Regions from separate parts of the Homo sapiens genome. Here region 1 is linked to region 2. A link is a loop called in an ENCODE intact Hi-C map of the cell type or tissue named here. Cell type or tissue: PC-3. All regions are shown on one strand.

Region 1 (4,000 bases), 72 kb after region 2:
TAGTCATTATGTCAATTAACTATTCAGAGCTGGGAAACCACAGGTTGAGAAGAATTTTTGCCATCAGCATAGAAGTAGCTTTATATGCTTTTCTTAGATTATATGTAAAAATATTCCCATGGTTCTGCTACATTTCTGGAGCAAGAGCACACAGCATGCTACATAAATATTCCTATTTAAATAAAGAGTCAAGTAAAAGCTTAAAAAGAAATAGAAATTAACTGTTATCATATGAACTGATGGCCTTTTTAATTATCCTCTTTCCAGGCTTAAGTATTTAGAAGTAAATAGACAACACATAAGGTATAGCACGCACACCCTAAAGTGAAAACAACACTGGTCAAGAACAACCGCAGTGAAACAACTGTAGGGAAACAATTGTAGAAAACTCCTGAAGTATCACTTGAAAATTATACTGAAAATTTGCCATAACAACAGAATATAACATATAACAGCAAAGAATTGTATCTAAAATATAAAGCATGAATAATCTATACTGCAGAACAAAAATTATGACAATGATTGTCCATTTTCATATACGAACAGGAAAACCAAAACACTGACTACATAAAACTATACAGAACTACCACTCAAGCCACTGACAGGATGTGAAATATCAACTTACATGTTAAACTATCCATTAACCCTGGTTGAAAAAAATCATTGAACCAGACTATGCAGACTTCAGTGTGGCTTGTCATACACCTTAACAAGGCGCTCAGCCCTCACCTCCTTTGGCTCTTACCTATCTGCATACCCTTGTTTCTCAGCACTCCACCTTTGCATCTTGCATGCTTGCTGTACAGAGCTACAGCTCTCTGAAAACAGTGTTCAAGCCTGAAATATGCTCCCTACCTTTCTGGTCCACTTGAAAGAGTTAAATCTAGTCATATTTTAAGAATTGGTTCAAGCTTAACCTTCTCTATGCATACTTTTGCTACCATACTAACACCTCTATAAAATCTATGACTTGTTCTTTTATGCACCCATTTTCTTTGCATGTAGTATTATAATACCTATGATATTTCAGTACAGTTACTTGTTGACATGTCTCCTCCTGCTAGACAATTAATTCTGAGAACAAGTTTGCTATCTTATTCATCCTTTTATGTTCAGTAAATAGCACTGTACCTAGCAATACAATAAGCATACAATAAATATATGACAAATGAAGCTATTATGAAAAAAATCTAGCACAAATACTCCCCTTCCAACAATCAGATTCAGTTACATACTTTAAAATTGTGGTGAAAGACTAAGAAATACAAACTTACTATAGATATTCAGAAGTGAAAGTAATGGTTTTATGGCTTACTAAGAAAATAAAATATCCATTAATTAGATATTTATAAATTTCAGTTTATTATAATCATAATTGGATAACTACTATGTATTCAATTATGATGAGCAAATATTAGTAAAATTTTCTTCGTAAATCACAATTTTTAAAACAATATTATGTTCAGAATGTTAGAGAAAATTTAATAGTGAGAACAGATCTGATAAAAATTAAACCAAGTGTAAAACATTCACAGTAAAAAGACTGATCACAGAATTAATGATATAATATCTTACTTCCAAACTAATGTTAGTTGGCATAACACCTATGGGTTAAGTCCTCCAATACCTACTTAGCTAATTCTCTAAATTAATTTTTCTCTGAAAAATACAGCTAGTATTTTTTCTGTATTTCCAATACTCAATGTGATTTAAAAATTCTTAATTCCAATAATAACGACAAAAATAATCACAGCTACCACATAATGATTATTTAACATGTTACTTACCATTTTGCATATATCACATTCAATCCTTATAACAATTATCTATCTTGATATTGGTGTCTCCTTGAGATAGCCCAACAAGAAAACTGAGCTTCTGAGAGATTAAGTTACCTAAAGTGTCACAACCAGTAAGTGGAAAGGGAAGAACAAACTGATTTCAAAGCCTGTCCTTTCTACAACAGTAGGCCATCCCTCTTAATCTTTCATGAAATATATTACTCATTCAATTTGTCCAGTATTAAAATTAAGTTGACATCAAACCAGCACTGTCCCAGTAACCAGAGCATGTGGACACCCAACTATTGTCTGCTTACTCCTCTGCTACACTCATTACACTTTCAGACCTCCTGTAACTATCCATTAGGAACGTATATACAGGCCTGCTATGTGAAACCATTTGGCTATAGATTCAACTACTATACAGAACATTAAAGAACTTTCTTTGCTAACCACCCATGTTTAAAAAACACTATTTCATTAGGATAGTTCACATTAATATAAAAAAATAAATCATTTCAACTATACCTCATCCTGAAGTTCATCACCACTTTTAATAGAAGCAAGCATATCATATAAAGTACAGCAAAGATCTTCTACTCTTGGCACTTCAGTCATTTCCTTCAAAGTTGAATTTAGGTACTTTTCAACTTCACACCACAAAAAGGAGCCATTTGTTTTTTCCACAGGCTTGAGTTCTGGGGTGCAAGCCTCCTGGAGATGTTCATTCAGAAACTTCTTATAATCTAGGCTTATAGTTTTCTGAGTTTCACCATTTATTGGCAGTTCGTCAAAGTGGTCCAAATCATGCATGTCAAATGAAAATGCTAAATTTTTACCAAAAAAAACCCTATCGCCATGTTCTTTTTCTGTCATCTGCACAAGAGCAGTAAGATCATCTTGACTAAAATGAGAAATAATTCGATTAGTAGCATTACAAGCTGCAGTGGCAGATGATGAAGGAAAGGGGCCAAACATCTGTTTGATAGCCTTTGTTTCCTTGTGACCAACAGAGTCCTTCAAGTGAAATGTCATGAAGAGAAATGCAGCCCCACTTTCAATTGCTTCTCTCCCATTATCAGTTCCAACTATTCAAAGACAAAAGAAACAGTATTAGCTCAATTGAATCATGGTTCAAGTTACGATCTTCCAAAAAATTACCACAAATATTCTCCTGAGTAAATCTAACAGTCAAATCATAGCAATAGACCAGGTGTAATGGCTCCATATAATCCCCACACTCTGGAAGGTCAAGGCAGGAAGATCACTTGAGTCTAGGAGTTCAAGACCAGCCTGGGCAATATGGTGAGAACCATCTCTACAAAAATTTTTAAAAATTAGCCAGGTATGGTGGTGTGCACCTGTAGTCCCAGCTACTCAGGAGGCTGAGGTGGAAGGATTGCTTGAGCCTGGAAGGTTGGGGCTGCAGCGAGCCATGATTGTGTCACTGTACTCAGCCTGGGCAACAGTGTGAGACCTTGTAAAAAAAACAACAAAAACATAACAATAAAGACAGATAGCCAATTTAAGGAGCAGGAACCAACCCATTCCTGAAGAACTATTTATTTCCCAAAGAACTATTTTAGGTAAATAAATCATTATCAGTAATTATTATGTATCTAAGTGCAGAAACTACCTAGTAACAATCCTTACAGCTTCTTTCTAAAAACAACTTGAGACACTAGCTAAAACTCACTTTAAAACTAATTTTAAAGATTGATTTGATGAGCTAGTTAAATAAACCAAAGTAAGGTACAGAAAACAATCTGAATTATAGACTTTTGGAGCTTCAAGGAAACCTCAAATATCTATAATTTTCTTTCCAATTTGTACCATAAACCTGAGATGGCAAGAAATACTTCTATAGTTCTCATTCAAAAACATTTAATACCATCAAGGATATTTATTAAGCTGAAGATAAAGTTAGTCATATTATAAAATAAAAAAGAAAGCTCCTGTTTAAAAGAGGCTAGAAGTAAATATAAGAAGAATCAGCCTCTAATTTATTTAAGGCATTTTCTCATATCCAATTTTCTCAAATAAAAAAAAGAATCTGTATTTCTGACATGGGTTTCAAAGAATATTCTTAGAGAAGAAAAGAAGAATTTAAATCTTCAAAAGGCCCCAAAAGCTATGTGACTTACCTAAATACTGTTAAAGTTAATAATGTAATGAATACTGGTATCTTTCTAAAAAACATGACTCTGCAGTTGCTCCCG
Region 2 (4,000 bases):
ATTCTGTTTTTTATTACTCTTTGTATTACTCCAGTACCTAATCAATTGCCAGGAACATAATAGGCTACTAAATACATTTTTATTGAATGATTTTATGCTGGCTACTTGGAAAAAGAACTATAATTAAATGAGGGGAAAAGTTTAAAGATAGATATACACTGCATACATAATGTCCTCCAAAGAAATACTAAATTGAATCTAGCCAAAATATGTAGCATTTTAGCAAAAGCCCTATATTCAACTTTCAGTAAAAAACCTATTTCTTTGTTTTTGAAGGTTATAGTTCAAGAAATAAATAATCAGAAGAATATACTAACAAACAAAACCTATTACATATATAGAGGTTTATAACATTCTAATCGATTCAACATTCATTTACTGATTGTTATTGTACTAAGTTCTGTCAATACAAATATTTGTTTTCATAACAAAAGTCAGACAATTTTTAAAATGATCCTTAAAACTGACTAGTTTCTGGGTTTTGCTGATGATTTCTGAGATAGCGTCTTGCTCTGTTGCCCAGGCTGAAGCGCAGTGGAGCAATCATAGCTCACTGCAACCTCAAACTTCTGGGGACAAGCAATCCTCCTGCCTCAACCTTCTGAGTACATGTCACGTGCATGTACTCAGACATGTGCATGTACATGACACGTACATGTCATGACACGTGCATGTCACCACACCTGACTAACTTTTTTTTTTCGGAGATGCACTCTCACTCTGTTGCCTAGTCTGGAGTGCAATGGCACTATCTTGGCTCACGGCAACCTCCGCCTCCCAGGTTCAAGCAATTCTCCTGCCTCAGTCTCCTGAGTAGCTGATACTACAGGCGCCCATCACCACGCCTGGCTAATTTTTTGTATTTTTAGTAGAGACAGGGTTTCAGCATGTTAGCCAGGATGGTCTCGATTTTCTGACCTCGTGATCCACCCAGCTTGGCCTCCCAGAGTGCTGGGATTACAGGCGTGAGCCACTGCACCCGGCCCTAACTTTCTTATTTTTAGTAGAGACAAGGTCTTGCTGGTCTTGCTCAGACTGGTCTTTGAACTCCTGGGCTCAAGTTATCCTCCCACCTCAGCTTCCCAAAGCACTGAGATAACAGTTGTGAGCTACCACACCTGGCCCTAGTTTGTCGTTTAAAGGAAGAAAAAGGCATGTTTAAAATTAGATTACATCATTTAGGTTTCTATAAGGATATGAACTATATGCTAAGGTATGTGAGGGAGAGACAGTCACTAAGCATGCCATATTAGGTACAAGAAACAGGATATTAGAAAAACACTTAGGGCTGGTGAAAAGGAGTAGCAAAGATGATGAAGATGGAAAAGTAGGCCAAGAGCAGACTACAAAAAATCACATATGCTACACTGAAGGAGCTGACCTTTTCTTCACTCATTTACCAAGTTACTAAATGAGCATCAAATTACTGAATGAAATAGCCAGGGACTTTTTCAGCCACTAGGGATGTAACTGTGACCAAAAGCGACACGGTTACTATTCAAGGTCTCTTTTAAGCAAGGAAAAAGCATGTTATAGTTCTATTTGGAATATAATTTAAAAAGTCTAAAACCATAGAAATAATAAATTTATCTTCTGAGAATAAGAAGGCTTAGATTTAAATTATGAAAGAAAAATTCAATATAAAGAAAAGAAATTATCAAGACTCCTCTGGAAACATCTCTAAAAGATATTTTAGAGACTATATGAAGAAATTATCAGAGGGAACTGAGGCCTAGAGAGGTTAAATAACTTACCCAAGTCTACCCTGCTAATAAATTGTGGCCGAGACGGGACCTAAACTCAGTTTGTCCTAGCTCAAATACAAATTACCACTAAATTTACTGTTTAAAATATGATGATTTATCTTGTTCGGTAAGTATCCTCTACATTTATTTCAAAATAAACATCTCAAAAAAATCTTTATAATATTATTGCATATATATACATCACTATCAACAGAACATGCTGAATAGAAACAGCAAGTTAAAAAAGAAAAACCCTCCAAAACTTCCTAACATATTTAAAACAGCCCACGTTTTATACCACTCCCTATAAAGTTTCTTTTTATTTCTCATTTCAAATTAAGGAAAATGAACGAAATAATTTTCACCAATAAACTTGTTGGTAAAAATAAAAGGAATGTGCTCAGACAGCAATTGTGACAGCAGTTAAAAAAAAAATCACTAGAGGGCTCAGTATACTTGATATTGTGAATTGTGTTTGTAAGCTATTGGAACATGAAATAATTAACATCCATTATGCATAGATTTCTTATATTTGAATAATATTCAAATTATATTAACAAATGCTTTAAGTTAAGAAAACAAATGATTAAAGAAGAAGAATAATGTGGGTTATATCAAAACTCTATTTTACTCAACTTTAGAACTACATGCTAATAATATTTATTGTTTTATTTATATTTCCTGCACACACAATACCTAATTAAATGCAGCTAATAATCTTTGCTTCCAAATATTTGACATTCTTCTAACTTAAAACATTTCATATTGATTTTATACATTAATGAATACATAAAGTTAAACTGAAATTATTTCTTAGCAAATCAGCATTTCCTTTTAAACAGAAAACTGAGAGTCTCATGATCATTTATCTTAAGTGCTTTATGTTTAATCCAGATAGTCATTCTAAGTATATACCATTTTCCCTTTTAACTGGTTCTAACTACTAAGCATTTTCAAAACATATCATAATTAGCAGACCAGAAACATTTTAAGTGTTACAAGCTTCATTCTACATCCACTTTATACATATTTGGGACTCACCAGACTACTGATCTTACATACATACGCCAGACTACTGATCTTACATATGCTTATCTTACATATTTGGGACTCACTAGACTACTGAAATAAGATGACTTATTTATGAAATTCCATAGAAAGTGTATGTTTTGGATATCCATTTATTAAATACTGGTAATACAGGCTACTCGTGAGTGCGCACTCTATTTTTAAAAGTAAACTGGATGATAGTATTTAGCTGGAAGAACAAAAATATACAGTAAACATACCTCATTTTTTATAATAATCATATATATTTATTTTGTCAGTTAATTAGAAAGCATTAACTAAGTATCTAGGATGAACCCAAGAACATGCTGTCCCTCCCAAACTAGTGTAAATATCATAAGCTTAAGTTTAAGATAATCAAACCATAGACATTAAAATTTCAGCATATATTTATGATAAATCATATAGATACCAAGGACATACATTACATAATTTTCACAGTTTTTCTTCGGCTCCCTATAAAATGTGGCTTAGGCTCAAAATTTCAGAATTAGTGATGATAGCCACTCCACACACTCCGTCCAAGTTTTATATTCTGGAATCCCACCACTCTAATATTCCTCACAAACCTGGCTCCATGCCATAATCTACGTAAGTCACGAGATTAAAAATCAAACAATTTACATGAATACCTTATTTAACATACTTGAGTATTCATTAGATGATCAGATGATTTTCTTTTAGATAACTGGATAAATTTTTTCATTTAAAGGTCTTCAAGTACTGACTACTTTACATGTGTGTGTATGTGTGAGTGTATAAAACTATTTTTGATAATTACTCTAAAATAGATGACTTTGGGCTTTCCTAACAGGATACGTTTTAAAAAAACTCTGATCTTTCATTTATAGGTGGAATCATTCATTTATTTGGCAAATAGTTCTTGAATATCTCCTCTATGTGGCTTAAACTGTTCAAACACTCAATAAGGTAGACAAAGTCTCTGCTGTCATGTAGCTTACATTCTAATTAGGGTGGAAGACAAAAAAAAATCAACATGTTTACTAATTTAAAAATTGTTTCAAATGCTCCTATGAATACATTTTAATAGATGGTGTAATGGGGAGTGAGACATAACAGTTACCTTAAATTAGGTTTCTAGAAAGGTGCCTCAAGAGAGGTGATCTGAGTTGAGAATAAAATGACAAGAACCAGGCCACGAAAAAATTTGAAACCTCAGTACATTC

Evidence for each region. A loop is a pair of places that touch in the nucleus more often than their neighbours do. Peaks named below come from ENCODE experiments on the same cell type or tissue, not always from the same donor. Only the 100,000 strongest peaks of a DNase experiment are listed, where the experiment ranks them.
Region 1: a loop joins it to region 2, with 2.7 times the contacts of the local background. A loop is called at or near these places in 1 of 110 quality-filtered maps.

Annotation. Positions count from the first base shown.
Region 1 is chr6:100,845,839-100,849,838 of GRCh38, forward strand. It overlaps ASCC3 (activating signal cointegrator 1 complex subunit 3), which reads right to left. Exons shown (of 42, transcript NM_006828.4): 4 at 2,310-2,869. Among named protein-coding and RNA genes, the nearest start is that of ASCC3, 33 kb to the right of the region's middle. In PC-3, no CTCF peak of the experiment used is centred here; no DNase peak of the experiment used is centred here; H3K27ac peaks cover 1,294 bases.
Region 2 is chr6:100,773,680-100,777,679 of GRCh38, forward strand. The region is part of intron 8 of ASCC3 (activating signal cointegrator 1 complex subunit 3); the gene reads right to left. Among named protein-coding and RNA genes, the nearest start is that of ASCC3, 110 kb to the right of the region's middle. In PC-3, a CTCF peak has its summit at 2,170; no DNase peak of the experiment used is centred here.